2 separate regions of the Mus musculus genome follow, and region 1 is linked to region 2. The links are chromatin loops, found by intact Hi-C in ENCODE. Cell type or tissue: heart. All regions are shown on one strand. Each heading gives the region's core, and the rest is flanking DNA. Links, peaks and the distances in the headings are about the cores only. Region 1 holds the start of Gm39666 (a long non-coding RNA gene). Region 2 has its middle 38 kb from the start of Gm33970.

Evidence for each region. Hi-C counts contacts between places; a loop is a spot of excess contacts. Peaks named below come from ENCODE experiments on the same cell type or tissue, not always from the same donor. Only the 100,000 strongest peaks of a DNase experiment are listed, where the experiment ranks them.
Region 1: a loop joins it to region 2, with 2.8 times the contacts of the local background. A loop is called at or near these places in 4 of 42 quality-filtered maps.

Annotation. Positions count from the first base shown.
Region 1 is chr1:79,777,318-79,793,487 of GRCm38, reverse strand. Gm39666 (a long non-coding RNA gene) reads right to left here and starts at 5,237. Exons shown (of 3, transcript XR_865569.3): 1 at 5,206-5,237; 2 at 4,563-4,719; 3 at 1,739-2,755. It overlaps Mrpl44 (mitochondrial ribosomal protein L44), which reads right to left. Exons shown (of 4, transcript NM_001081210.1): 2 at 15,162-15,630; 3 at 13,822-14,000; 4 at 12,043-12,524. The coding sequence ends at 12,350. In heart, for the core only: CTCF peaks have their summits at 6,797 (motif pointing left) and 10,833 (motif pointing right); no DNase peak of the experiment used is centred there.
Region 2 is chr1:79,992,736-80,008,905 of GRCm38, reverse strand. No RefSeq gene overlaps it. Among named protein-coding and RNA genes, the nearest start is that of Gm33970, 38 kb to the left of the region's middle. In heart, for the core only: a CTCF peak has its summit at 9,633 (motif pointing left); a DNase peak (open chromatin) is centred at 9,645.

The DNA of each region.
Region 1 (16,170 bases), core at 3,378-11,377, 210 kb after region 2:
CTTTGGAGAGGTGAGATGGCTTAGCAGGTAAAGGAGTTTGCTGCCAAGGCTGACAGACCTGAGTTCAATCTCCAGGACCCACGTGGAGGAAAGAGAACTGACTCCCAATGGTTGTTCTCTGGCCTTCATACACACACACACACACACACACACACACACACACACACCAAATGTAAGTAAGTAAATAAATAAATAAATAAATAAATAAATAAAACTATTTAAAGCTCTTCTTGTCAAAAACTGAAGAAATTTGTTTTTCTTAAGCCCAGGAGCTCCGCGCCTTATTCTACATTAAAATGTCAGTCATACTCAACACTGCTTGAACTTGTTGTTTACAAGTAAACATAGTAAACTATGTTGTTTGCAACTACTTAATTGTGTGTATTTACAGCCACAGAAGAAAGAAGTCAATGCCAAAACCCTATTTTGAATAGTTCATACATTCTACCAAATGTGCTCCTTGTTAGTAATGCCTACTAAAGCCAGTCCTTATGGGATTTATTCCACCCTAAGTCACTAATACTTTGTGAATTACTTAAAAGTGTAGCTGCAGTGGCAGTGGAATGAAGGTATGTACTGTCTTCCTCTGTGTGGTATTGGCTCATGTGCGTATTGTCTGGAGCCTTCTGGGTAAAGAACTAGTATGCTACAGGGAGAGACACAGGAGAGGGGGTTTGTTTTCAGAAACTGTCTCCCATGATTATGGAGGCCAAGACTCCAGCAGTACGCCATCTGTAAGCTGGAGAACCAAAGAAGATGGCAACACATCTCAGTCCAAATCCTAAGGCCCAAGGTGGAGAAACTATGATATAACTCTTATCAGAGGCCAAGGGCTTGTGAACCTGGGACTCAGATGTCCAGTCAGGAGATGAGTGTCCTGTGGAGAGCCGTGCCGCGATTGCTCGTGCATGCCGTGAGCAATCACCATTATAAGATGGCGCTGGCTTCCACTGCGCCTAACTAGTAAACAAGCCTTATGCACAAGTGCAAGAGTGAACTCACGCCTAGTCACTGCCCATCTTGCTGTGTAGTAATGGGGTGATGGGCGAGCAACGAATCAGGAGCTGTCACACCACATCAGGTGCTGAAACGTCACGCTGCGGGCTATATAAGCAGCGCCATTTTCCCGGTTCGGGGTCTTCCCTCCTGATAAGTAAGGAATAAAAGCTTTGCCACAGAAGATTCCGGTTGTCCTGAATGTGTTCTTGCCGGCGGGGACAAAAGCTTGGGCAATAGTGTCCCACCTCCAAAAGAGAGGAAATGTTGCCTTCCCTGTACTGTCCTAGCTTAGCTTTCTCTTGATGGATGGGATGATGCCATCCCCAGGTGAAGGTGGATCTTCCTTTGTCCACTGATCCAAATGCTAGTCTTCTGGAAGCACCTTCGCAGACAAACCCAGGAGCAATGCTTTACCATGTACATGGGCATAATTTTTTTCTTCCAGGCAGGTTGACCCCTAAAACTTAAACTTCACAAGTGTCTACCAGGTGTCAAATGCTGAGGAGGGGTCCTTTTCCCAAATAAACTTGGGATGGGCAGACACAGTCTTGGCATAGCAATTGCTTGCATTTCAAATGCACTTATGAGATACAGAAGCAGGACAAAATCGAAATGAGGCCAAGAGAGAAGATGTTCAAATGTCTACAGAGCCAAACAGTACCTGGACTCCAAACTCTACCAGTGCTCCTTCCAAAAGAAAAAAGAAGGGAAAAAAAAAAAAAAAACAGAATTGGCTGGATGCTGGAATGGGCCTAGTATATTGTATAGAGATGCTGGAATGGTCTTAGTGTGTTGTATAGAGATGGGCTGCTCTCCAAGAGTACATTGGCCATACTTCATTGGTTATATTAAATTCTGAAGTGTCTGGTAATGTTTCAAAATGCAGTGATGCTCAGGACTTGGAAAGCCATGCTGTCAGGCTACCAGGCTGTCCTCTTCTTTAGTCTCCCAACTCCTCCAGCTCTACTGTCCCTCTATACAACACACACACACAGAGCTCCTAGCTGACTTCTAGAATCAAATCTATTAACAATCCCTGGACCCAGAGGAGAAATGTTACTCTCATCTTTTTAAATGTGTAGCCTTTTCCCTTGTGACATATTTAAGCCAATGAGTCTGCAGGCCTAGTCTTCAAAAATATCAATTTTCTGAAAGCTCTTTTCCTTGGAGGGAAACTGGGATCCATTTAAGATACGGAGACTGCTAGGAAAATTACAGGCCTGCGAGAGACTACTTTTACTCTGTAGACATGGTTGAGCGAATGATTTACCATAGATTAGATGCCACACTGAGTCTGAGCAAGAAGCCAGCTGCAATTTTCTTAAAGTAACAAAATGGTAGACCTAGGGGAAAATGGAGCCAACTACCAGTGAAATAACTCTCTGTCACTTAATGAGATGGGTACTTTCAATTTTGCCTGGGACACCGGAAAATGAGAACAGACACTGACCCAGATATGCTAGATGCTCTGATGTCTTACTGGCCTATCAAGTGTTTGTCCCATGAAGTAAATAATGACAGGTGACCTGGAAAAAAATTCCAATCATCCAGAACTTTACAATAGAATTCAAGGAGTATCCCTTATGCCTGTCACTTTGGGCTTTTTGATATTGTAGCTGTTTTTGTTTTGTTTTTTTCTGAAAATGAAGAACTGAGTGACTTCTGAGCTTCATATGGAAGGAGTCTGAAGAACTACAGTGGCTCCATGCGTCAACAGGGCACCAAACATTCCCTTCCAGGACCCATCAGTGGTGACCTGTGGGAGAGAGGAGATCTGGTGATAGTCGTGTTCTTAAGTTTCCTGTGAATGTTGAAATGTGTTCTCTGCCTACTGAGAATCTACTTGAAGGTGCCACAGAGTGGGTAGCCATTGCTGTTCTTTTTCACACAGGATCTCAAGCTCTGTGTAGCTAAGGATAACCTTGACCGTCTGAGCCTATTGCCTCTCCCTCACAAGTGCTGGGATTACAACCATGGGTCACCATGATTAGTTCGTGTGCTCCTGGGGCTTTGTGTGTACTAGGCAGGCACTCAACAATTACATCTCCAGCGAACAAAGCCCTCCCTGAAGACTCCCAAACTACTGCACTCTTAAAAGGATTTTTAATTTTTTTGATGTTATAATTATGTCATTTGCTCCTTCCCTTTCCTCCCTTTAAGTCCACCCATGTGCCACTCTCCCTCCTTGCTCTCTTTCAGATTTGTGGTCTCTTCTTCTTTAAGTTTTCTTTAAGTGCTAGTGTGTGTGTGTGTGTGTGTGTGTGTGTGTGTGTGTGTGTGTGTGTGTGTGTGTTCCTACATATGTAAGCACAACATGTTTGGTGTATATAATGTTTCTTTTATGTATTTTTTGAGACTCACTGTTTGCTATTGGATAACGTGCTCTTCCTTGGGGAAGACTTTCTCCCTCTCTCAGGCTTCCTCAGTTGCCTGTAGTTCTTTGTCTGGGGTTGAGAGCTTATTAGCTTTCCTCCTTCTACATTAGCATGTCTGTTGGTGCTTTCCTTGTTCAGGTCATGTTTAGGCAGCTATGGTGTTTAATCCTCATCTCCAGGAGACACACTATCTTAGCAAACTTCTTGTACCTCTGGCTCTTAATTGGCCCTGTCTTCCACAGTCTTCATGGAGTCTTAGATGCAGGATTTGTGTTGTAGATGTATCAGTTGGGACTGGGTTTCACAGCTCTGCAATTTATTTATTTATTTATTTATTTATTTATTTATTTATTTATTTACTTATTTATTTTTAGTTGTAGTTTTCTGTAGTGGGCTCCTGCTGCAAAAAGATGTTTCCTTGATGAGGTGTGAGGTCTCCACTTATCTGTGGGTATTGGGGTAATATTTAGAGTATAGTTGGGGATCATGATGGTTTACTAAAGTAGCAGTAGTAGGTTTTTCAAGATCTACAACTTCACTACCCCTAGGTAGTTGGCTAGGTTCCCAGTACCAGGCACGGCTTCCCTCTTGTTAAGTGAGTCTTAATTTCAATTAGAGAGCTGTTGGTTACTGCCAAGGTATGCCTGCGTGAGAACATTGTATTTATATAGGTGGCTGGGTAAAGTGGCACAGACCATTAATCCCAGTACTTGCCAGGCAGATGCAAGTGAATCTCTGAGTTTGAGGCCAGCAGAGAGAATTCCAGGACAGCTAGAACTACATAGAGAAACTCTGACTCAAAAATAAATAAAAGTGCACATTTACGTATATATGTATGTATGTATGTATGTATATGCAGCTCACATGTATTATAGGTATTAGGTTGCTAGATAACACTTTGATTCCTCATAACTCTCAGACATCCTTATGGTTATTTTACTCTTCCCCTTCTGTATTTATCTCCCTCCCCTCTTCCTAACTATCCCCACCCCAATTTTTCCTGTTCTCAGTCCCCCCTTCCCCCATTTTACTTTCCTGGTTTGTACAGTTACTCCAGGTTCTATATTCACACCTCAATAGTTGAGCTGGGAGGCTCCGATGACAGGGAACATGCAGTATGTGTCTCCCTGGGTCTGGGCTTCCTCGTTCAATATGATTTTCTAGTTCCACCCATTTATATGCAGTTACCTGTCCATGAGCTCATCTTCTTCCAGCTGAGAGGTATCCATAAAGGGCATAGTGTGTATGTAGCACATCTTTACTGTCCATTCATTGCATGAAGGCCATGGACTTCACTTCATAGCTGCTGTGAGCAGAGCAGTGGTGAACATGGCTGAGCAAGTATCTGTGGAGTAAGATGTTGAGCCTTTGGACAGATGCCCAGGAATGGTATAACTAGGTCGGATGGCAGATTTATTTTTAACATTTTGAGAATTCTCCACACTGATTTCCAGAGTGACTGGGTCAATCTGCAGTCCCAACAACCCACATCCCCTCCAGCATTTGCCAAACCAACCACTTTCCCCTTCTCTCTTGAGTCTTGAGGAAAGATACAGATGTGATCTAAATGAAAAGCTTGCTAAATTGAAATCGCATTTCTCCATTATACCCACAAAACTGTTGATTAACACTTAATTAACCGAATATCATGTGGCAAAATAGAAGTGAACTTTTAGCAGTCCAGCCTCCAGCTGGAGTCAGTGAGCCCAGCTCTAAGCTAAGAATGTGACAGGCTGAGGAACAGCCCTTCCAGGATGCGACAACTGTCTTAGAGCCAAGAACTGAGTCCCCACGGCCACCCATCAGGCTCCCCATAAGCATCTCTATGTACTCAGTCCATCAGTGTTGGTGTGGTCAGCTGAGCATTCCCCACCTTTGTCTCATCAGCTGTAGGTCACTGTGAATGTCTCCAGGCCTTTGTGATGTATCTTCAGCAAGCTACTCTCAGGTTTTAAAGTAACCTTTTCTCCCTCTGCAGATGACCTCCTCTTGTCTGCAGAGAAAGAATGAGAATGAATCAAACTTATTAGAACATTTTGCAACTTTAATATACCATGACTCTGGCAAAAAGTTACTCTATGAATAATCAAGTCATGCAGGTCTTTCCTCAATGCCAGGGACAGTTAGGTCTATAGTTTTTCGTTTTCTCCATTACTTTTTTCTCCAAGGACATTTTTCTCTTCTTTTCTTTTCTTTTAGAGATTTATTTCTTTATTATATATAAGTACACTGTAGATGTCTTCAGACACACCAGAAGAGGGCATCATATCTCACTACAGATGATTGTGAGCTACCATGTGGTTGCTGGGATTTGAACTCAGGACCTCTGGAAGAGCAGTCAGTGCTCTTAACCGCTGAGCCATCTCTCCAGCCCAACATTCTTCTTAACTCATTAGTTTTGTATTGTTAGTGAATGGCAGGCAGCTGAATACACAAGAGTTAGTGGTAAATGCAATCTCCACCAATTGAGCATTCCCTTTTCAGAAGTTTGTGCCTGTGCTGTGAGTTGTTTAACTTACTTTTTGTTGTTCTTTTGAAATAGGGTCTTACTGTATAGCCCAGGCTGGCTTTGAACTTGTGAACTTCTGGCCTCAGCATTTCTCATCTGAGTGCTGGGACTTGATTCACCAAAATCAGTTTGTGATCTGTGATAACGACTTTGGGGGAGAGGGGTAAGAAATAGAGAGTGAGTACATCGGCGTCTTCCAGAGTTGGCAGGCCTCCAACTTGTATTGCCGAAGCTAGCCTTGAACTCAGATCCGACACCTCCTGGGTGCTGTCTGTGATGACAGACTTACAGGACCACTCCTGGCCTAAAGCTTTTGATGGCATGAATCTTCTTCTGGTGTGGACAGGGGAAGGAGGGTGTTCTTAGTTTGCAAGATGAGAATAAATCAAGCCATCCTCACTGTTCTGCTGAGAGCAATGGACTTTGTGTGTCCCATACCCAATGTCAAGAGCCATGGATCTCAGGTCTTCAACTACAAGAGTTGTAAGTCTTTACAGGATAGCTGGAAGGGACTGGAAACAGCAGACATCAGAATGCAGGTCTAGAGAGCTCAATGTGTCTGAGTGGACTTTCCAGTAGAAGAGTAAATTAAAAAAAAAATCTTTAATGTTTTTTTATTTTCAGCATCCGTGCAGTTTCCCCTTTCCCTAGTGAAAGGGGGAATGAAGAGCCCAACACTCACATCGCGGCATCAGCAATGAAGTTGAAGTATGCACACATCAGATTCCTAATGAGAGCATCCTGAGGGGAAGCCCGAAGTGGGCTAGCTCAGGCAGACACTTCCCTAGAGTAGTAAAGCTGTGTGGGGCCTGGAAAAGCCATGTGACATAATCATAGGCTGTGTACTCACACATCCTCTCTTTCCAAAGAGGAAGACAGTGGTCCCCGCTAGGTTTGTGACATCCTAAGTTGTGCTGTAGGCCTGGAGCACCATCTTGTGGTCAGGATCAGGCCAGAACTAAAAAAGAAAAAATAACCCCCCCCCCTTTTCTTCTTTTTTCGATATTTTGATTTTTTTATATTTATTTACATTTCAAATGTTATCCCGTTTCCCCCCACCTCCAGAAAACCCTCTATCCCATCCCTCCTCCCCCTGCTTCTATGAGGGTGTTCCTCCACCTACCCACTCCTGCCTCCCCGCTCTCCATTCCCCTACACTAGGACATTGAGCCTTCACAGGACCAAGGGCCTCTCCTCCCAGTGATGACCAACAAGGCCATCCTCTGCTACATGTGCAGCTGGAGCCTTGTGTACTCCTTTGTTGATGGCTTAGTTCCTGGGAGCTCTATGGGGTCTGGTTGGTTGATATTGTTGTTCTTCCTATGGGGTTGCTAACCCCTTCAGCTCCTTCAGTCCTTTCTCTTAACTCCTCCTTTGGGGACCCTGTGCTCAGTCCAATGGTTGGATGCAAGCATCCACCTCTGTATTTATAAGGCCTCTCAGGAGACAGCCATATCAGGCTCCTTTCAGCGAGCATTTCTTGGCATCCACAATAGTGTCTGGGTTTGGTGACTGTATATGGGATGAATCCCCAGGTGGGACAGTCTCTGGGTGGCCTTTCCTACAGTCTCTACTCTACACTTTGTCTCCATATTTGCTCCCGTGAGTATTTTGTTCCCCTTTCTAAGAAGGACTGAAGTACCCACACTTTGGTCTTCCTTCTTCTTGAGCTTCATGTGGTCTGTGAATTGTATCTTGGGTATTCGAAGCTATAAAAATAGCTCTTGTTTGTACCTTTCTTAACCAGAACTATAAAATACATTCTCTTGTGACTACCTAAGACGTTGAGAATAATGTTTTCCGTTTTTTATATGCATATAGTAAAATATGCATCCATAATATGCAAAGTAACAGAACTTATGTACGCTTAGAGGTTTGAGCTTCTACTTTTGGTGTAGAACCTTTCGGGCTCAAAAAAAGAAAAATAGAGTGAGAAAAGGCAGGGGATATATAATAATACATAATAAAGTGTAATAAATGACTATCTTTCTCCAGTGCCAAATAATCACTGTCTTTATAACTCAATAATTCCCTTAATTCCCTTACACTTGTGGGGTTTTGGGGGGGAGAGGGAGTTAAGAAAGGGTTTCTCTGTGTAGCCCTCACTGCCCTGAAACTTGCTCCATAGACCAAGGTGGCCTCAAACTCAGTGAGGTCTGCCTGCCTCTGCCTCAAAGGCACATACCACCACCACCCTGTTCCCTGCGATTCTTATGATTGCCTAGACAATGTGGATAAGGCATTGGTCAAAGAGCCAGCACTCTGGGTAAGCACTGGATGAACTTAGTCCAGTGCTCTCCTCAACAGCCTGTAGTCCGCACGTTCCTCTTACCCATGTATAAAGTTTATTCTAGGATCATGAAAAGTTGTGTAGAGATGGATCCAACATTTTAAGCAATTTCATATGGAACTATGGAAAATGCTGATTTTTCCGCATGTTCCAACCCATTGCTGCATTTCAGTGGTTTAAAAAAAAAAAGACTTAAAATAAATATAGCCTAACAACTTGAGTTCAAAGACTGTTTACTTAGAAGTGTGTTGAAAGTATATTCCTTATGAAAAATGTGGCTGTTTTTGCTTGCAGGCTATTTTATATATACTGTAGTTACATTTGTTCCCTGTGTGGCTCTATCCATCTATGTACAGGGTTTAGCAGCTTGAAAGCTGAAGGGAAGTGTCACAGGCCGGTTTTTACACCCAAACTGCTTCCTTTTGCCTCTCTCTGAGTTCAGCCAATATCAAGCAAGTGGAAGTAGACTAGGAATTCAACTTTTCATCCCTAGCAGACTGGGAGGTTCGAGGGCAGTGTGGTTTTAAACCTTCCTAATGCTGTGACCCTTTACTATAGATCCTCATGTTGTGGCGATTCCCCCAACCATACAATTATTCTCATTGCTACTTTGTAACTGTACTTTGGATGCTGTTACAAATCATAATGTAAATATTTTTGGAGATAGCACTTTGTCTACAGGGTCTCCAACCACAGATTAAGAACCACTGTTATACAGCGAAGAGCAGGGAGGGAGGCAAAGAGAAGGAAGACCTGCCCACCGTTTGTTATACTTTCTAGTCATCTCTGTAGTCATCATCACTTGTCATGTCACCAGAAGGCATGGCACCGGGAGCATACAGATGGGATCATAATGAAATTAGAGACAGGTAATCATTCCACCTAAGTGAACGGAGGTCCTGTACCCAAAGATAGGCAAGATAGGTGTGGGTAGGAATTCAGCGAGGTCACCAGACGCTACCGGGGATTGAATTCTCCGTCAGCCACGTAGGTTAAAGTTTTGCAAACTGTCCTAGACCAGAACTCAGGTTTCACTGAGTTTGCCAGCGAAATCGCCAAAGACTAAGAAGAACGCTTACTTAAAGAAACCTGCAACAGATTCTAGGTGGGCTGTGGCATTTTGCACATGCTGGGGCGGGGAGGGGGGGGGGGTTGTTCACCATGCTTGTTGTCTTGTGTTACATGGATGTAACTGACTCCATGGTGTTTCCGAGATACTTTTGTGAAGCTTACTCATGGAGATGTCAAGCTAACGACACTGGCACTGCTGGGTATGGTCTGTTATTCTTGCGATTAACTGAAACTGAAGTTAAAGCAAAACAAAACGAAACAAAAAAAATAAAATTAAAGAAAAACAGAAACAGTGAACCAGGAAGATGAGTTCCAGGCCAGCCTTAACTACTAACGGGATTCAACAAATTAAAAATCAACATTTTACTAAACCTACTGCTTTAGACAACTAGATTCTTCTCACATGCCCTCTGGAAACAGTCTCTGTTAGCTTTGATAATGTGTCTGTTACACAAGACACAGGTTCTACCTCTCTGGCCAGACTCAGCAAGAGGGTTTTGTTTCTCAGGTGGGTTGAGATGTGACTGAGCAGAGGCTGGGGTTGCTGGGGCAGCTAGCTGCCTTCTCCACCCCACTGTTGGAGGCCTTCCCTGCTCAGACCGCAGCATTAAACCATACTGTCTCTCATCTCAAAGGCGTTTCTTTCTAGCTTCAGAATGAATGCTGGGAAGACTTTTGTCACAGGCCTGGGGACTCCGGCTCTTGTTTTCAAAGTGGGGCAGACCTATAGAGACCAGAAACAATACAAAACAAACTCAATGTTATAGCAATCTCGCTCTGGCCTGCAATCATCCCCTACCCTTGTGATCTCTGTCAAATGAACTTAGAAGAAATACAGGGCTTCATGTAGAAGACAGACAGGGATTATTACAGAATAATGAGAGTGGCTACTGAGGAAAACTCTCACAGGTGACTGGCTAATGAGACCATTACAATGACACTATGTGACACTATATAGCTTAAGAGGCTATATACTGTATCTTCTAGTGTCTGGAAGAGTTTTCCTGAGGCATGTTTTCCGGTTTATATGATCAACTGACCCTTTTGAATTAACTCTTGCTGTGTGTTGGGGGTGGGAGGGAATGTTGTCTCTGTCCTTTGAGAGTTCTCTACTAGAAAGTAACTTTCGGACACTTAGGGCAGTGCAGAGAGTCATGTCTCCACCCAGTGCCAGAGATGACTCGGATTCTATTTTTTTATCCAGAAATCAAATAACAGGACAGAGGGAAAAAAGCAAGAAAAGGTTTTAAAGCTATTAAAACAGCTGGGCTTTTATCAGGTGGAAATGGGTTTCCCTCTGTGGGCCCTATGCATGCACCAGAACTTCCTCCCTTTCATAAAGCACTTGAAAGCTTACTAGTATTTCCTTCCCTCCTTTTTACCTATCAGTCTTTCCCACACGAATGTGCATTGTTAGATACAGGTGGGCCTGGAAGCTGGTGAAGAAGCAGGGGTCCTGATGAGAGCAGGCTGTGTCCTTCTGTAATAAGCCTATTTTGGGTAAAAGTTTCAAAGACTGTATCCAGTCCTGAGAGACTCCATTATTTTAAAAGATGCCTTCCATGGGCACATGCATGTAGTACTCAAGGAGGCCAGAAGAGGGTGTCAGACACCCTGGAATTGGAATTACAGAGGGTCGTGAGTCACTTCATGAATGCTGGGAACCAAAATGGGTCCTGTACAATAGTAATCACACATAAATGCAGAGCCCCCTCTCCGTGTCCTGCAGGGGAAATCTGTACTGTACAGATTTCGACTGCATTTTGAGGATGGAGTATAACTGTACACCTGTGTGAACATAAATGGCACCATCTATCTGTCTGGCACTACCATGCACACAGAGTAAGACAGCTTATTCCTGCAAACAGAGAAGTCACCAGTATGTAATCTATTGGGAGTGAATTAAGACACTAGGGACATATTGGGATACCAGACCTGAGGACCTCCTGAACACTCTAGAGGCAGGAGAGCCAATCTGGGACGCTACGTGGGTGGGTTATGAGCAGCTCCTCTCCTCATAATACACTTGGTAGTCTAGTCTAGCTCCGTTACCTAGATGTACTAACCCCTACACCCCTCTTTGTACAATGCACCCACGCACACTTTTTAGGAACTCAGCTACTCCTTTTCTTGACCCCTTAGTGGAAAACCACAATAATCGTGACGACTGAGTGTCTTCCTTCGTGTGGTCTGCTGCTCCCTGCGGGCTCGTTTGATCTTTTCTACCGTTTTACGTAAAATTCCCTTGCAACTTTGCAATCAGGGCTGGCTTTTACTTCAGTACTGAACAAAACACTGAGAACCTGGGGACAGCCAGTGCAGACATCACCCTGGACTACTGGTCCACACACCAGAGAAAAATGGCCAGCCAGCAGGATTTACAGCCTTTTATAGAGGCAGCCAGCCCACGGTGCCTAGGCGAGAATTGGAGTGGGTGAACAAAAACCCTGATCTCGGCCTATTACTCTTCTGGGGCTCAAAGTGGCCCAAATCAACTTCAAGCCCAAAAGACCTCACCTGGACAGTAGGAAGAGGCAGACACTTTTTGCTACAGTGGTCCCCATACCTAGCATCTAATTACCAAATATAGGCAGAGGACTCCCAACTGTCGCTGGGGCTCAGCTGAATATCTGATAATGATGTAGCCTGAACTGCCACCTGCACTTGCTTAGCTGTCCTGTCCCTTCAGGTAGACCTGGCCTACCCTTGCCCTGTACCTTTGCCCTCAGACCTGTAGCACTCCCAGCCACAGCCACCTCTCCAGCCTCTCTTGCACCAATAAAGAAAGGAAAGACATCTCAAAGAATAGCTTTTTATTCATATTACAACGAACTTCACATATGGCATGTATTTGACTACACTTCAAAGCTGGAGGGAATAAAATACATCTAGCTGTACAAATTATACACAGTAATAAACCAGTGTGTAAGAGAAACAGAAAAAAAAAGTGAAACAAATCCCTGTCACCTGATGTCACCTGAAAAGCACTTGTCTAGTTCTAGGGCCCAGGAAGAGCACTGAGACACTGCTCCCATATTCTGCGCTCTTCCCCTCTGGCCCTGTCTCACTGCTTTGCTCAGTAGTGATGATGTCACCCCTTGCTGCCTAGCTGGCAACGCTGGTTTGCTCTGCTCTCTTTGGGCTCTCTTTGGGCTTGGAGTAGTCCCAGGGCCGCCTGTTCTCTGTGAATCCGTACAGCTTCCTGAGGGCCACGCGCGCAGCTTCTTCCTCTGCAACGAGTACAGTTTCCCCAGGTCCCTCTGCAATCAGCTTTCTGTCACTAGGAAGAAAACAGACAGGGATCTGAACGCCGGGAAGACAGCACATGAGACAGTTATGCCTTCCATCCCATCCCATCCAAATACAACAACCTACGAGGCCCAGTTTCTCCAAGGCAAAGCATAAGGTGGCACAAGGATCAGAAGTTCACAAGGATTAGAGCTGGGTAGTGTGGCACACTCCTTTGATGCCAGCATTTGGGAGGCAGATACAGGCAGATCTCTGAGTTTGAAACAGTTAGGTCTACATGGCAAGTCCCTCAGATTAGAAAATCTTCACACAAAGATTGGAAAAATATTTGCACAAAATTTAATCTACTTATCCAAGATACTCAATGTCCACATCTACTGCTTTAATTGATTTCTTTCTCTCTCTCTCTCTCTTTCTCTCTCTCTCTCCCTGTCTCTCTGTCTCTCCCTCCCTCTCTGTCTCTCTGTCTCTCCCTCCCTCTCTGTCTCTCTGTCTCAGGAAAGCATTCCACCACTGAGCTACACCTCTACCCCACTTTAATCTTAAAACCTGAAATCCATTTCAGACAGGTTTATCTCTAACAAAACTACAAGGCTCTAAATGTGCTGACACTTTGGTAGACAGCAAAGCTCCTGTCTTCCACTCTGAGGCTCGGTTGAAGCTGCTGCCAAGAACAGATGTATTTTTTTTATATATATAGAAAATATAAGGTGAGCTTATATCCCATAAAACTCTATAGCAAACAGCTGTCCAAAAGTGACTTAGCAGGAGCTGGAGAGAAGGCTCACTGCTCAGAGCACTGGCTGTGCTTGTAAGGAACCCAGGTCGGATTTCCCGGATGAACCTAACAGCTAATAAACATCTGTAACTCTAGTTCCAGAACCGACACCTTCTTCTGGCCTCCACATGTATGTGATGCAGACATACATGCAGGCCAACACTCACACACATAAAATTTTCAAAAGTTACTACTAGCAAAACACAGATAACTTGTCTTCTATTAACAGCAGAAAGAGAAAACCAAAAAACCCACCACCATCACCAATAACAAAAACCAGATAATGACCCTATCCACCCTGCCCCACTAGGGTCTCACGGTGTAGTTCTGGGAGGCCTCTCTATAGACAGTCTGGCCTCAAACTCACAGAGATCTGCTTGCCTCCACCTCCTGAACACTAGCCTAAGATTAAAGACATGTACCTCCCCCCGCCCCCCACCCAGCTCAGAGATACAATTTTAATACTGTTAGAAGTAACACTTAAAAACTGGAAGTCTATCTTCTAGGCTTCCAATCAAAGTTAAAAAGTGAACAATGAATTTTTACTAACCAGTATAAGCCAACAAAATATAAAGGCAGAGCAGTTGTGCTTCCAGACTGCCTGGTGAGTCGAGACTCAGGAGCTGAGATGTTTCTCTTCTTCAGCTCCTCTACGAGTAGTCCCATGGGATTTACGACGGTCCACATCTCAAAGAGCTCTTTCCCCGTCATTTGTGTAATTAAAAAGTCCTGTGCATAAAATAACATTTAAATTAGAACAAAGAATATTATGGCCAGAATTCAAAATCCATTTTTACCATAAGAACTGATAGGCAATGAATGGCAAATGTACATATTAAGCACATACAGCCTGAAAATCCAAAATGCTCGGAATCTGAAACTTTTCGCACTAAAGTGTTGCTTGCAAACGTTGAGATTATAGAGTATGTTCGGTTTCTGGCTTTGGAATTCCAGCTTGAGCTTCTCCCTCATGGGCTCACACGTGCAAGGACAGCACACTCTACCAGAGTTATACCTGGATGTCCTCATAGGCTGTTGTTGTTTGTACTTTTAATAAAAATCATAGAACTTTAAATGTTTCAATTTCAAACCTAAAGAAAATGATGTCAAGCAACATAACCTATGAAAATTATTCAGAAGACTGACTCCTGCCTCAGAATTCAATACTCAAATCATTGATATTCAAAGTAGAAGCATGTGTCTGTCTACTTACTAAGGACATACCCACAAGGACACACCTTCCCTCCATGGCAGACTGCATCTTTTTAAAGCCTGAGCTAGGGCTGGAGAGATGGCTCGGCAGTTTAAGAGCACTGACTGCTCTTCTGAAGGTCCTGAGTTCAAATCCCAGCAACTACATGGTGGCTCACGCCCTCTACTGCTGTGTCTGAAGACAGCTACAGTATACTTAGAAATAATAAATAAATCTTTAGCCCGGCCTGAGCAAGGCCGACTGGAGCGAGCAGAGGTTCTGAATTCAAATTCCCAGCAACCAACGTGATGGCCCACAACCATCAGTACAGCTACAGGGTACTCATGTACGTTAAATAAATAAGTAAATAAATAAATCTTTAAGCTCTGAGCTAAAATAAACATTTTTTTCCTTAAAAATTAATCAAACCAAAACAAAAAATTTTAAAAAGCTAAGAATAACGTAAACCTCCAGCACTCACAACCCAGCATTTATTATTTGCTTTCCAGGGTATTGGCAAAAGAAAACTGAAATAACCACCACAAAGTTAACATAAAAATAGTTTGGGTTTTTCTAAGTTTTGGGGGTAGGAACAGTCAGTTGTACCAAGATCTAGCAAAGGAATGCATGAGAAAAAGAAACGTCCCCCTCTGCCCACATGAAGACTGTCTGAACAAGTGCATCTAACCATTACCCACCCTGATGAACAGTGCAGCCCTTTCAGGGCCACTGCTCTGCAGCAGGGCTCCAATGACCGCGAAGAAAGTCTGACGTAAGACAGGCAGGGGGACAGGAAATTCTGCACTGAGGGTCAACTGCTCCACAGCCAAGTTCCTGGCCACGTGACAGACAACTGCCTCACCAGTGAGAAAGCTAACTAGACTCTCAGTGCCTTCGGCGGGCAAGTCTGGGAATTCGTCTTCGAGAAACTGTGTGAGGCACCGATGTGAAAAAGACAGCCCTTGTTCGAACAGTTCCTGATTGTCCTTAAGATTCAGAAGAGCAGCTTCTTTCTCTATGCCAAGGCTCTGACGTTTCGCCTCTTCGCTTTTGATGTAGCAGCTATTGATAAATGCAGTTTTGAGAAGGTCCAACGAAAAGGTTTCTTGTAAGCGAGATCCAAAGGCTTGTACCTCCGCATGGTAATCCCAGTTTGGCTTCTCTGAGCTGAGGAGGCAGACAGTAAGAGAGTAAGGAGGAGGGCATGGTACCACGTAAGGTGTGCTCTAACTTTACTACATAACGGAATGAAATGAAGTTTGTTTCTTTTATTGTCGGATTCTAACAGTCTAAATACAAAAGGTAATACAGATAACCACTGGCAGTCCGTCATTACTGTCTATATATAAGATGTGGGGGTTTCCCTTTGGCTTAACTGCCATATTAAACAGATTGTTCACATCACATTAGGCTGCTCTGCTAGTATTTAAGTTCTCTCTTTCTGCTCTAACAGTGACATTATGCTTTCTACCTGAGTATGAACAAATTATAACTATATAGATTCAGGCCACAAACTGAAAGTAATTATGTTTAGTTTATATATATTTATTTAAAGCTCAGAAATGTCCACTTGAATTTCCAGTTACATAAGTTAATATCAGTCTTATGAGTGTGTCAAAATTTCATAACCACAGGCGAGGGTTGAGGCTGTTCTAATTCAGTGGTAGTGGTAATTGACACAATGGCCTGGTGTGTGCAGGTACACTG
Region 2 (16,170 bases), core at 5,199-13,198:
TGCTTCCTTCAAAATTCTAATGACATTACACTAATAGCTGCTTTTTAATCTTAAAATTGTGTTTTTAAATAGTCACCCATGCCATTCCCATTCAGAATTTAAAATGATGGTGTTAGTGAATGGCCACAATAATTTCAAATTCATCTTGCCTGACTTGGTGGGCAGATGTACCTAAGAGATTGTCTTCCTAGCTCTCCTCCTGTGCTCTGCTCCCTGAAGCCAGTGGTTTTGTCTCTGATGTCTCATTCTTCCGTTATGACTACATTCCCTTTGAGCATTTCATGAAATGGTAACTTGCTGTTAATTAGGCCTCTTGTGGTTTGACGTCATGTGTCCTTAAGATGGCCAGAAGGTTCTGCACCTAAGGTAGTGCTGTGCAAAGAAGAAAAGCTAAATCCCTTATTTTAAAACTCAGCCTTATAAGTACCTTTACTAGTTTAAATTAATAATGGGCTCTGGCTCTATCACATTCTGACAAGTTCCAAAAGAAAGTCTAATAAAGACATAGGTCTTCTGTGATGGTTACTCTTCATTGGCAACACAGCTACGTTAAGAATTACAGAGGAAGCCAGGCATGGTGGCACACGCCTTTAATCCCAGCACTCAGGAGGCAGAGGCAGGCAGATTTCAGAGTTCAAGGCCAGCCTGGTCTACAAAGTGAGTTCTAGGACAGCCAGGGCTACACAGAGAAACCCTGTCTCGAAAAACAAAACAAGCCTTCCGCTCGACTCGAGCCCCGGGCTTCCATGCCAGCAGAGTCTTGCCCAACACCCGCAAGGGCCCACACGGGACTCCCCACGGGATCCTAAGACCTCTGGTGAGTGGAACACAGCGCCTGCCCCAATCCAATCGCGCAGAACTTGAGACTGCAGTACATAGGGAAGCAGGCTACCCGGGCCTGATCTGGGGCACAAGTCCCTTCCGCTCGACTCGAGACTCGAGCCCCGGGCTACCTTGCCAGCAGAGTCTTGCCCAACACCCGCAAGGGCCCACACGGGACTCCCCACGGGACCCTGAGACCTCTGGTGAGTGGAACACAGCGCCTGCCCCAATCCAATCGTGCGGAACTTGAGACTGCAGTACATAGGGAAGCAGGCTACCCGGGCTTGATCTGGGGCACAAACCCCTTCCACTCCACTCGAGCCCCGGGCTACCTTACCAGCTGAGTCGCCTGACACCCGCAAGGGCCCACACAGGATTCCACACGTGATCCTAAGACCTCTAGTGAGTGGAACACAACTTCTGCCAGGAGTCTGGTTCGAACACCAGATATCTGGGTACCTGCCTTGCAAGAAGAGAGCTTGCCTGTAGAGAATACTCTGCCCACTGAAACTAAGGAGAGTGCTACCCTCCAGGTCTGCTCATAGAGGCTAACAGAGTCACCTGAAGAACAAGCTCTTAACAGTGACAACTAAAACAGCTAGCTTCAGAGATTACCAGATGGCGAAAGGCAAACGTAAGAATCCTACTAACAGAAATCAAGACCACTCACCATCATCAGAACGCAGCACTCCCACCCCACCTAGTCCTGGGCACCCCAACACAACCGAAAATCTAGACCCAGATTTAAAAACATTTCTCATGATGATGATGGAGGACATCAAGAAGGACTTTCATAAGTCACTTAAAGAATTACAGGAGAGCACTGCTAAAGAGTTACAGGCCCTTAAAGAAAAGCAGGAAAACACAGCCAAACAAGTAGAAATCATTAAAGAAAAACAGGAAAACACATCCAAACAGGTGATGGAAATGAACAAAACCATACTAGAACTAAAAGGGGAAGTAGACACAATAAAGAAAACCCAAAGCGAGGCAACGCTGGAGATAGAAACCCTAGGAAAGAGATCTGGAACCATAGATGCGAGCATCAGCAACAGAATACAAGAAATGGAAGAGAGAATCTCAGGTACAGAAGATTCCATAGAGAACATCGACACAACAGTCAAAGAAAATACAAAATGCAAAAGGATCCTAACTCAAAACATCCAGGTAATCCAGGACACAATGAGAAGACCAAACCTACGGATAATAGGAATTGATGAGAATGAAGATTTTCAACTTAAAGGGCCAGCTAATATCTTCAACAAAATAATAGAAGAAAACTTCCCAAACATAAAAAAAGAGATGCCCATGATCATACAAGAAGCCTACAGAACTCCAAATAGACTGGACCAGAAAAGAAATTCCTCCCGACACATAATAATCAGAACAACAAATGCACTAAATAAAGATAGAATATTAAAAGCAGTAAGGGAGAAAGGTCAAGTAACATATAAAGGAAGGCCTATCAGAATTACACCAGACTTTTCACCAGAGACTATGAAAGCCAGAAGAGCCTGGACAGATGTTATACAGACACTAAGAGAACACAAATGCCAGCCCAGGCTACTATACCCGGCCAAACTCTCAATTACCATAGATGGAGAAACCAAAGTATTCCACGACAAAACCAAATTCACACAATATCTTTCCACGAATCCAGCCCTTCAAAGGATAATAACAGAAAAGAAGCAATACAAGGACGGAAATCACGCCCTAGAACAACTAAGAAAGTAATCATTCAACAAACCAAAAAGAAGACAGCCACAAGAACAGAATGCCAACTCTAACAACAAAAATAAAAGGAAGCAACAATTACTTTTCCTTAATATCTCTTAATATCAATGGACTCAATTCCCCAATAAAAAGACATAGACTAACAGACTGGCTACACAAACAGGACCCAACATTCTGCTGCTTACAGGAAACCCATCTCAGGGAAAAAGACAGACACTACCTCAGAGTGAAAGGCTGGAAAACAATTTTCCAAGCAAATGGATTGAAGAAACAAGCTGGAGTAGCCATTTTAATATCGGATAAAATCGACTTCCAACCCAAAGTTATCAAAAAAGACAAGGAGGGACACTTCATACTCATCAAAGGTAAAATCCTCCAAGAGGAACTCTCAATTCTGAATATCTACGCACCAAATGCAAGGGCAGCCACATTCATTAGAGACACTTTAGTAAAGCTCAAAGCATACATTGCACCTCACACAATAATAGTGGGAGACTTCAACACACCACTTTCTTCAAAGGACAGATCGTGGAAACAGAAACTAAACAGGGACACAGTGAAACTAACAGAAGTTATGAAACAAATGGACCTGACAGATTTCTACAGAACATTTTATCCTAAAACAAAAGGATATACCTTCTTCTCAGCACCTCACGGGACCTTCTCCAAAATTGACCATATAATTGGTCACAAAACAGGCCTCAATAGATACAAAAATATTGAAATTGTCCCATGTATCCTATCAGACCACCATGGCCTAAGACTGATCTTCAATAACAACATAAATAATGGAAAGCCAACATTCACGTGGAAACTGAATAACACTCTTCTCAATGATACCTTGGTCAAGGAAGGAATAAAGAAAGAAATTAAAGACTTTTTAGAGTTTAATGAAAATGAAGCCACAACGCACCCAAACCTATGGGACACAATGAAAGCATTTCTAAGAGGGAAACTCATAGCTCTGAGTGCCTCCAAGAAGAAACGGGAGACAGCACATACTAGCAGCTTGACAACACATCTAAAAGCCCTAGAAAAAAAGGAAGCAAATTCACCCAAGAGGAGTAGACGGCAGGAAATAATCAAACTCAGGGGTGAAATCAACCAAGTGGAAACAAGAAGAACTATTCAAAGAATTAACCAAACGAGGAGTTGGTTCTTTGAGAAAATCAACAAGATAGATAAACCCTTAGCTAGACTCACTAAAGGGCACAGGGACAAAATCCTAATTAACAAAATCAGAAATGAAAAGGGAGACATAACAACAGATCCTGAAGAAATCCAAAACACCATCAGATCCTTCTACAAAAGGCTATACTCAACAAAACTGGAAAACCTGGATGAAATGGACAAATTTCTGGACAGATACCAGGTACCAAAGTTGAATCAGGATCAAGTTGACCATCTAAACAGTCCCATATCACCTAAAGAAATAGAAGCAGTTATTAATAGTCTCCCAACCAAAAAAAAGCCCAGGACCAGATGGGTTTAGTGCAGAGTTCTATCAGACCTTCAAAGAAGATCTAATTCCAATTCTGCACAAACTATTTCACAAAATAGAAGTAGAAGGTACTCTACCCAACTCATTTTATGAAGCCACTATTACTCTGATACCTAAACCACAGAAAGATCCAACAAAGATAGAGAACTTCAGACCAATTTCTCTTATGAATATCGATGCAAAAATCCTCAATAAAATTCTCGCTAACCGAATCCAAGAACACATTAAAGCAAACATCCATCCTGACCAAGTAGGTTTTATTCCAGGGATGCAGGGATGGTTTAATATACGAAAATCCATCAATGTAATCCATTATATAAACAAACTCAAAGACAAAAACCACATGATCATCTCGTTAGATGCAGAAAAAGCATTTGACAAGATCCAACACCCATTCATGATAAAAGTTTTGGAAAGATCAGGAATTCAAGGCCCATACCTAAACATGATAAAAGCAATCTACAGCAAACCAGTAGCGAACATCAAAGTAAATGGAGAGAAGCTGGAAGCAATCCCACTAAAATCAGGGACTAGACAAGGCTGCCCACTTTCTCCCTACCTTTTCAACATAGTACTTGAAGTATTAGCCAGAGCAATTTGACAACAAAAGGAGATCAAGGGGATACAAATTGGAAAAGAGGAAGTCAAAATATCACTTTTTGCAGATGATATGATAGTATATATAAGTGACCCTAAAAATTCTACCAGAGAACTCCTAAACCTGATAAACAGCTTCGGTGAAGTAGCTGGATATAAAATAAACTCAAACAAGTCAATGGCCTTTCTCTATACAAAGAATAAACAGGCTGAGAAAGAAATTAGGGAAACAACACCCTTCTCAATAGTCACAAATAATATAAAATATCTTGGCGTGACTCTAACTAAGGAAGTGAAAGATCTGTATGATAAAAACTTCAAATCTCTGAAGAAAGAAATTAAGGAAGATCTCAGAAGATGGAAAGATCTCCCATGCTCATGGATTGGCAGGATCAACATTGTAAAAATGGCTATCTTGCCAAAAGCAATCTACAGATTCAATGCAATCCCCATCAAAATTCCAACTCAATTCTTCAACGAATTGGAAGGAGCAATTTGCAAATTTGTCTGGAATAACAAAAAACCTAGGATAGCAAAAAGTCTTCTCAAGGATAAAAGAACTTCTGGCGGAATCACCATGCCAGACCTAAAGCTTTACTACAGAGCAATTGTGATAAAAACTGCATGGTACTGGTATAGAGACAGACAAGTAGACCAATGGAATAGAATTAAAGACCCAGAAATGAACCCACACACCTATGGTTACTTGATCTTCGACAAGGGAGCTAAAACCATCCAGTGGAAGAAAGACAGCATTTTCAACAATTGGTGCTGGCACAACTGGTTGTTATCGTGTAGAAGAATGCGAATCGATCCATACTTATCTCCTTGTACTAAGGTCAAATCTAAGTGGATCAAGGAACTTCACATAAAACCAGAGACACTGAAACTTATAGAGGAGAAAGTGGGGAAAAGCCTTGAAGATATGGGCACAGGGGAAAAATTCCTGAACAGAACAGCAATGGCTTGTGCTGTAAGATCGAGAATTGACAAATGGGACCTAATGAAACTCCAAAGTTTCTGCAAGGCAAAAGACACCGTCAATAAGACAAAAAGACCACCAACAGATTGGGAAAGGATCTTTACCTATCCTAAATCAGATAGGGGACTAATATCCAACATATATAAAGAACTCAAGAAGGTGGACTTCAGAAAATCAAATAACCCCATTAAAAAATGGGGCTCAGAACTGAACAAAGAATTCTCACCTGAGGAATACCGAATGGCAGAGAAGCACTTGAAAAAATGTTCAACATCCTTAATCATCAGGGAAATGCAAATCAAAACAACCCTGAGATTCCACCTCACACCAGTCAGAATGGCTAAGATCAAAAATTCAGGTGACAGCTGATGCTGTAGTGGATGTGGAGAAAGAGGAACACTCCTCCATTGTTGGTGGGAGTGCAGGCTTGTACAACCACTCTGGAAATCAGTCTGGCGGTTCCTCAGAAAACTGGACATAGTACTACCGGAGGATCCAGCAATACCTCTCCTGGGCATATATCCAGAAGATGCCCCAACAGGTAAGAAGGACACATGCTCCACTATGTTCATAGCAGCCTTATTTATAATAGCCAGAAGCTGGAAAGAACCTAGATGCCCCTCAACAGAGGAATGGGTACAGAAAATGTGGTACATCTACACAATGGAGTACTACTCAGCTATTAAAAAGAATGAATTTATGAAGTTCCTAGCCAAATGGATGGACCTGGAGGGCATCATCCTGAGTGAGGTAACACATTCACAAAGAAACTCACACAATATGTATTCACTGATAAGTGGATATTAGCCCCAAACCTAGGATACCCAAGATATAAGATATAATTTGTTAAACACATGAAACTCAAGAAGAATGAAGACTGAAGTGTGGACACTATGCCCCTCCTTAGATTTGGGAACAAAACACCCATGGAAGGAGTTACAGAGCCAAAGTTTGGAGCTGAGATGAAAGGATGGACCATGTAGAGACTGCCATATCCAGGGATCCACCCCATAATCAGCATCCAAACGCTGACACCATTGCATACACTAGCAAGATTTTATTGAAAGGACCCAGATGTAGCTGTCTCTTGTGAGACTATGCCGGGGCCTAGCAAACACAGAAGTGGATGCTCACAGTCAGCTAATGGATGGATCATAGGGCTCTCAATGGAGGAGCTAGAGAAAGTAGCCAAGGAGCTAAAGGGATCTGCAACCCTATAGGTGGAACAACATTATGAACTAACCCGTACCCCGGAGCTCTTGACTCTAGCTGCATATATATCAAAAGATGGCCTAGTCGGCCATCACTGGAAAGAGAGGCCCATTGGACTTGCAAACTTTATATGCCCCATTACAGGGGAACACCAGGGCCAAAAAGGGGGAGTGGGTGGGCAGGGGAGTGGGGGTGGGTGGATATGGGGGACTTTTGGTATAGCATTGGAAATGTAAATGAGTTAAATACCTAATAAAAAATGGAAAAAACAAAAAAACAAAAAAACAAAAATAAATAAATAAATAAATTATAAAAAAAAAAGAAAAAGAAAACAAAAAACAAACAAACAAAAAACAAACAAAAAAACAAAAAGAAAGAAAGAAAGGAAGGAAGGAAGGAAGGAAGGAAGAATCACAGAGGAGATCAAAGCACCCCCAGGTCTGTCTGTGAAGGCAGCTACAGAGATTATTAGCTCTGCCATAATCCGTGGATCAGTCCCTTGATGGTTATAGTATGATAGCATTATGGGAAGGTGGTAAATGGTAGGAGGGGAACCAATAGAGGAACCAGGTCATTGGGAACATGTTTTGTGGAGTGTTGTCATGCCTTGGCCTTCATCTCTCTCCCTTTCTCTATTTCCTGCCCCCCAGGAAGTGAAGAGCAGCCCTCACCACACCCTCTTAACACTGTGGTGTTCTGCCCAAGTGCAGGGAGCCAACCAATCATAGAATGATCACTACAGGCTCAGATAAGATTTTCTTCCATGAAAGTATTCTTTCAAGTGAATGGAGAGATGGCTCAGCAATTAAGTACACTCGTTGCTCATGCTAAGGGCCCAGATTAAATCTCTAGTACTCATGTGGTGGCTCCCAACCATGCACCGCCTCAGCTTTAGCGGATGCCATGACATCTTCAGGCATGAGGTATACTCACGGCTCAGAGATATATGCACATACACACAAAGCACTCAAACACATTAAAATGAAATAAGTCCATATAAAATATAAAATAAATTGTTTTTCACGTGTTTTGGTTACAGAATTCTGAAAATTAACAGTTTCCAGTATTTCCTACTTTGCTTTACTTCTGCAGAGCATATGTGACTTACAGTATAAAGTAAATAACTCAATATTTAATGGGTACCAAAATAGAGCAGTCGGGAAACAACTATTCTATATTTAATTCATTAAGAAAACTTCATCATGATCATAACCTGCAGTTATAAGCAGTCCACAGACCACATGGCAACAGCAAAAAGCTTCTTGAAGTAGAAATTACAAACCTAGAATTAAAATGAGATCGAGAACCTTGGAAATCTCACCCCCACAGCCCCTGAACCCTTGATGAAGATGGTCACCACTATTATAAACCACCAGGTCTCTGCCACACTTCACACAACATTGCTTCGTTTCTTCTTTACATGGGTTCACCTGTCTGATCTCTCCTTGAGTCCCTCTCTGCCCTTTTAACCGAGCAGAAATCACTGGTCTGATACTAGCTTCAGGAAAAAGGTATATTGCTAGTGTAATAGGATCGTAACCCCAAATGCAAATAAATAAGGACTTATGGCTTGCTGAGGGACTTAGAGTCTGGCACTAGCACACATTATTCTTATTCTGTGTTTTATAAGGTTTTACCCTCTGCAACCACAGTCTGGCCTGTTGCACTTGGCGAGAACATGATCATGACCACCCCAGAGTAGTTATAATGCAACATTATAGTAGAGAGATCAACTCAAGCGATAAAACTCAATGTCTCTGGACCACCTGCGTCTGAAGCACATGTCCATTCATACACCAGTGACTGAGGTCAAGGGGCTGGGGAGTGATCCTATAACGTCTCTATGTTCTTTTCCCTCTGTGGTCTTCCCTTACTCAGGAAGACACAATTTGTGGCCAATAAAAAGGAGCAGGTGGGGAGCTGAATGGATGGATGATAGTGATCAGTCCTGATTGTATCTTTAGTATCTTTCTGGCTGTAATATATTTGCTTTTGGTGTGTTGTCTCTGAAGTCTTGCAAGGCTAGCATGTAGTTTTTATCACTATCATCGTTAAACAGAGGACGGGGCAATGAAAAGAGTTGAATAGACTGCCCAGAGTCACAAACTTGGTGAACAGCAGAGTCAGAATCCATCCAGTCAGATCTAGCCACTGTTCACCCATCCACCCCATACCTGTCAAATTGTTCACTCTCTGCTTCTTCTTCTTCTTCCTTTGTATAATGACACAGATATAAAGGCCAGCCACTGAGCTAAAAGGATTTCTCCGGAACCCTTTGAGCCTGGCTGCAAGTTCAAGCACTTCTGTTTGTTCTTTCTGGGGCTCTCCTAGAAGAAGCTGCACCTATTTCTTTTCTACTAAACTGGCAAATCATCTCTCAGACTAAACAGAGAACAAGGTCAGAGTTCCTGGCTTCCATGAGTAAAAAAAGCATTTCTTCATATTCCTTACCAATCAGACAACCTCCCCTCCCCTTTGCTGGAAAAAAAAAAAAAAAAAACAAACCCTGCTGACTACCAAAAAGCAATTTTGTACAACAACAACAACAAAATCATGTATGGAGAAAATAAAGCAGGAGAGCACAGTAAATACACAGAAATCTATTTAAAATGATGAATCCCTAGCATTTTATCAGATTACTGTCCTACCCAGGGGCTACAAACCTGCTAAGACGTAATTTAGCTCTCGACTGTAAACTTCTATGTTGGTTTCATATCTGTGGGGCGTCAAGACTTAGTCGGACTGCCAGCTCCTGTGTGCAGCTCCCCCTGGTGTGTGGCTCCTCCTAGTGTGTGGCTCCCCGCAGTGCTCCCAAGGACCTTTACCAGGAGTGCAGCATCCTCCAAGTTCTTCACGATAACCTCCTCCAGTTCTGTCCAGCTCCTTTGTTGCCCTCCCATGAATAACGGCGATTTCTTCAGAACAGAACTGAGCCTCACGGATCTCCATTGTCCTTCCTTATACGCCGGGCCCAAAGTCGGTGTCCAATAAATATTAATTTCATGGATCCCACCGGTTCCCTTTTAGATCTTCTAGTCTGTTCCCCGCTTCTGGCCTTAGGACCTATGGGCTTGTTCTGTCTGAGAGAGCATGCTGGACTAGGTGGGGCACTTTCCGCAGAGAACAGAGCCATTCTCTTCTTGGGCACCTCCTCCTAAGCACCGGGAAGAGCTTTTTTTTGACACCATCAACAAGATAAAAACACAGGGAAGCTGTGCACTTCTCTGCTTCTTAGATCCTGGATGAATTGGTTCTCTTTCAGAGAGGCCTGGGAGAGTAAGTCACTGAGTAAAATTCAAAAGAACTAAAATTTTACGGAGCCGCAGCCTGCTTCCAGCTGTTCAGAGCCAGGATTCCTTCCTTCTTGTGAAGACATTTGCTGAGAAAAATCTTATTCCCTGGAAAAGACTGTGTTCGAGACATCGATGCTTTTAGAAGAGGCTTTAAACACACCTTGTCGGGAACTTGCTCCGCGGACTTGGTGTCATTTCTCAGTCCCCAAGGTGCACCAGGCACAGTTCTTTCTCATCACATGACAAAAATCTCGTCCAGGAAGCCGCTGTAGTGAGGGAGGATTTGTTTCGGCTTACGTGTTAAGATAGGATACAACCCACCACAGTGGGAGACTGTGCCGCCCTGAACTTGCAGCCAGGAAGCAGAGAGCGGACACCAATGGGGCTAAGTGGAACAAAACCTCAAGGCCCTCCTCCAGCGACCCACTTCCTACTAGGCTCTACTTCCTACAAGTTTCCCAGTCTTTCCAAAATAGTGCCACCAGCTGGGGACGGATTGTTCAAACACATTGGCCTATGAGGGACATTTCATATTCAAATGACAGCACACTCCCCACCAACCCGTGCCGCCTCTGCACTTGTGCACACGCTGCATCCGCCAGCCTGCCCAGGCATAAACTAACACCGGCATCTCGTCTTCTGTGAAGCTTCGCGTGTATAAATCTTGCATCAGCTTCAGGAACTGTGATCAACAGAGTATAAATTTTAATTGCTGTGCACCAGGCCCTGTGCTGCATGCTATGGATATAAAGAACAGCTTCTTCTCTCAAAACCAGTTACAGACAACTGCAGCTTCCAATCTATCACGACTGCTCCCACCATGAGTACACCTATGAATCTAGGGCTTGTTTCTGTACGTCTGGGTCCTCGAGGATCCTAGGTTATTTCCCTAGCATATCGTACCTTAGAACTTTGTCTGTATAGAGTATAACTAGATACTGAATATGGCAGCACTTTGACCTGGACTCCTCAACCTCCAGGATGATAGAAGTAAACAGCTATTATGTAGCTACCCAATCTGTGTCATTGTACGACAGCACCTCAAACTAAGACACACAGCATCTACCCTACGCTCCCGCTGCTCTCTGTCTGGTTCTCGGCGTGGGCTGTATGTCCTCACTGGAATCCCATCACAAAGCCCAAACCCCGCCCCTTTCACAGAGTAGTGTACCACTTCCCCACTCTGGGAGAAAGGTTTCTAATCTCTGAAAGTAGCAGGCAGTTCTAAGTTAGCTTTTTTTTTCTTTTAAAGTGTGTTCTTCAACAAATTCAAATGTATGTATAATGCAATTTGATGACTCTCTTCTCCTTCTCCCTCTTCTTCACCCCATGGTCCACCAGTCCCTTTCCCAGAGTTGTGAATTCAGGGACCAGGGACATCATTTTGGAGCTAGTCACCAGAGCATGGTGATGTTACTAATGGGAGACATCTGGAGGCAACGACTCAGCCATTCCCAGAACGTATCATAGCAAATAGTTTAGCAGTGAGGGGTAGTGCTCCCCAATCCCTCCTATCTCCTTAGTTCATGGTGGCAACTGGTATGTCTTGCCCACGAGATGGCATCTTGCAGTCCTTCTCCTTATCTTCTCGCTCTTAAATGCTTTCTACCCTTCCTTCCACAATGCTCTATAAACCCTAAAGGAGATGGTATAGACATGCTATTTCGGCTGAGCCCTCAACTATCACTTATTCTGACACTTTGCTCATCCGTAGGGACCATGATGAAGGCCTACTCCATAGGAGGGGATCCATATCGGCTACTGTAAACTCTAACTTAGCCTTTTAATTTGATTTGTCAAATGTGCTAGTTTGTGATGGGCAAATAGGGAAACATTAATGTCACAGGAAGACTTGGGAAAGCCCAGTCTAAGATAGGATTAGCATTAGCAATAGCCACTAATTATTTCTTAGCTCCTAGGGTAAGATTATAACTAATCTGATGCCTATGAGTTCATTAGCACAACACACTAGTGAGTAAAATTATTCCTCAGGTTAAAACAAACTAAAAATGTGGCACAAGCAAAGTTGACTGAAGCAGGCCAGGCATGTGGTACAGCATCTGTAATCACTGTACTCAGGAGACAGAGACAGGAGGATTACAAATTTGATGCCAGTCTGAGATGCCTAGCAATCCTCTCAAAAATAAAATTAAAAGAAAAATTCTCCCCAGAAAATTACCAAAACCCACAGAGCTGGAATGTGTGGGAGTCTAGTGGGACCCCAGGTATCTGGCCCCAGACTCCAATTTTAACAGCATCGTCCTTCCAACTCCACCTAGACACTGCCTTCCCAACTCTTGTGGCTGCATCTTGACACTGAGATGCTGGCTGTGGCACAGCACCTACAGGCCACAGGTTCGTCAAAACAGCACAGAAGGAAGAGAAACTGACAAAAACCAATGGACAAAGGTGTATAAACAACACCCAACTGTGGTTCTGAACACCACACACTGAGGCCATTCTTCAGGGAAGTGATGTGGGAGCTGCTTGCAGCATTCTTCTGTCACATAAAAATGCTATAAATGGGAAATTTCTATACACACCGGGAGAAGCAAGCGACTGCTCTGCCCATAGGTCTCTAAATCTTCCTATGTACAGAAATGCAGCCCGGCAAAACCCACAGCCAATGTGGGCCTGCAAACATCGCCCCAGAACAAATACATTTACATCAATTCCATAAACCCATAATTCCAGCAGGGATATAAGTTGGCCTCTCTGCTGGGCAGAGGGGGGAAGGGGTCCTGCTGACTGGCTATTTTTAGCGTGCCTGTGGGCTGGAGTTCTCCAGCTCCTACATATTCTGTTTTGATTTTGATCTTTTACTGTCTTTCCCCTCCATCCTGAAGACCCTGTTTACATAATCAACAGTTTGAGCTGAAAAATCTCGAGAACCTCCAGCAGGGCAAATCAGTTTTGAGTGTTTGCAAAGCTCCGTTCTTGATAGCAAGGATGCTTGCTCATCAAGAAGAACATTAAGGTAATAATAAAGGTTTTTCAAGAGACATCAGAGTGTTTTGACTGCATAAAAATTGGTTGTTAAGAGCAGGAAGCCATGGAAACGTAAAGATTGGGGGGAATTCTTGGGATGTTTTAAATCAATACTGCTGTTTAACTCAATATCGATATTCAAGTGGCGGTAACTTTATACTTGGGGGACTTTTGCTCACCATTGTGCTGGGTATTGGGGAGGAAGCACTTTCTGTGAGTGCAGGGACTTCATAAAAGAATGAGACATGAGCATTTCATGTAAAACCAATGGTCTAAAGATCCAATAAGGCAACCACAGTTGGGACAAATGGGTCCAATGACAGCAGGCACTGGTTACTACTTCCTGGAGAGTGGGCTCGATTCTTATAGACTGTGTTGTGTCCACCCCAAATCCTAATGTAGGGACCTCAGAATGCAATCATATTTGGAGAGGAGATCTAGAAAGAGATGAAGGAGTTTAAATGAGGTCGTGAGAGCAGGTGGGTTCTTCTGCCATATGGATGGTGCCTTTAGTAGGAGAGGAGATGCTGAGACAGATGAGCAGAGTGGAAAGATGGGAAGATGCAGGGTGACCACCATCTTCAAGTCAAGGAGACAAGCCTTCGAAACCCCCAACTCTGCTGATATCCTCTTCAGGGTCTTTTTCCGGGTCCAGCCTCAACACAGGATTGGAGCTCTCAACTGGAAGCAGGGATATCTGGAAGGCACGTGATAAACAGACACAGACAACTTCCGGGTACAAGCTGACAGGCAATTTTCAAGGCTTAAAGTTGCTCTCTCTGCTCCCTCTCCCTCCCCCTCCATCCCCCTCCCCCTCTCCCTCTCTCTCCCCCCTTCCTCTTCCTCCCACCCTCTCAGCTTGATGCTGAACACATTCTGCATTCTTCTGTGCACTCTGCTTTTCTCCTGTGCACTTTTCTTTTCTTGAACTCCCACATGCCTACTCACCTCTGTGCATTCCCCTTTCACTCACACACATACCTCACACACACCATATGCACTCTCCTTTGACTCACACATACACTCTCCTCACACTCTCTCTACTCACTCCACACTCTTTCCACACACACCTCACATTCTCTCTTCACTCACTCTTCACATTCTCTCTCTCACACACATTCTCTCCACTCACCTTACGCACACCTCATGCATACCTCACTCTCTTTCCACTTGCTCTCTTGCTTTTTTCTTGCCCCAGTCTTTTACTGATACTCCAAAAAGCAGATAGCAAAAAAGACATTGTATAATCATAGCCAAATCAAATTCAGGAGAATAACCACATCCCACAAAGAATTAAGAATTACAATTGTTCCCCAAAGTTTCAAACTTCCCCTATTCCTAGGCCTATGGTCAACATAATAATAATTACAAATTTATCATTATTTAAACTCTAATTTTTGACTTATTATACTTCATAGCTCAGAACTGCAAGGTCAGCTACTTGCATTTTCCTGTGAAGCTCTAATGCTAAATGACATGGGCAAAGCAATAGCCAGGCAATAGCCAGAATCAAGTTAACCCTTAACTCAGCGGTTCCGCTAGCTTTCTGCTCTGTACATTGCACACAATGACTCTCCTAAGAGTCCCAGCATTTTGACTTAATTTTACTAATATACAATTTTATGTATTCTATACTTGCTTATCTAGGAACCACTTTCAAATGTTGTGCAAAACTTACTTCATAACTTTAGTAGTTTTTCTTTTTTTCTTTGTCAGGGTCCCAATGTTGGCTCTGTTTCATTTTCTAATAATATCTTCAAACTTTCTTTGCAAGTCAAGCATTAATCTGGAGGTACCATTGTGCATTTATCGCATTGTTTCCCAGATGAGAGCACACAGCATGCACATGGACGAGGACTAAGCTGTGCTGTGCCCTATGCCCCAATTTTTAATTGTTTAAGAATCATTACATCAAGGAACATCTAGTTTCACAGAATTCACCAGAGCAGAAGGAGAAAGAAATAGGAAAGTCAGATATAATAGACTAATTATGCACACTAAGGCCAACTGAAAAGCAGTCACACACAAATGAAATCTATATAGCCATTGTCCAGGGCTAAGGTTAGGAGAAATGGGAAGGACTGTTTTTTTACAAAGAACTGCTGTGGGCAAAAGCTCAGAAGACTTTCATTTGCAGCAAATGAAATGACATGTATTTGACCTTTTTGACCTACGGGGAAAAATGTCAAGCCTACAGAGTTCAACATAATCATGCTAAAGAGGCTAAGGAGAGAGTGTGACAGTGACATCGGTGCTGTCTTATGGCAGTAGTCACAAAACACCTGCTTCTGCTCCATGACTGGGAGTGCATCTCCTCTTGGACCATCCATTTCTATCCTGCAAAGAGAAGAGGAAAATCCTATATCCGCCTACAGAATTATTGAGAGTATTAAACTAACTGGTGCCTGAACATGCTTAGCACCAGGTGGCAACATATTTAAAATCTCCACAGATGTTAGGATAACTTGGAGGCCTCCCAGGGTTGCAAGCCATAAGAGCTAAATCGAAATAACTTAAGAGGAAAGGCGATTTATTAAAAGAACAAAGATGCTTCATAGAACACAAAACAAAACACAGTTCAGTGGTCCCTGACTGGGAAGATTTGCCTCCCCCACCTCAAGGAGTGTTTAGAAATGTCTTGAGACATTTGTGGTTGACATCGCTTGGGTGATACAATTGACATCTACTAGACAGAGACCAGAGTGCTACGCACCCACTACAGTGCACAGGTCAGCCCCACACCAAAGGATTACCTAACTCTAAATGTTAAGAGTGCTGCATTGAGGATGGATGGGCCAAAGCTAGGTATGTAGGTGGCCCTTCAATGCCACATGGATCTGTGTGCTCTGACCATACAGCTTTTACTTCTTACTTCAAAGCATACCCTTGACTCCTCTTTAGTATATTAGAATTACATCTTTACAGCTTACATTTCTGTTTTGCTTGTTGGTTCCATGGAATCACTTCTGTCTTAGTCGCTATCTTATTGCTGAGAAGAGACACTGTGACCAAGGAGATTCTTGCAAAAGAAAGCATTTAAT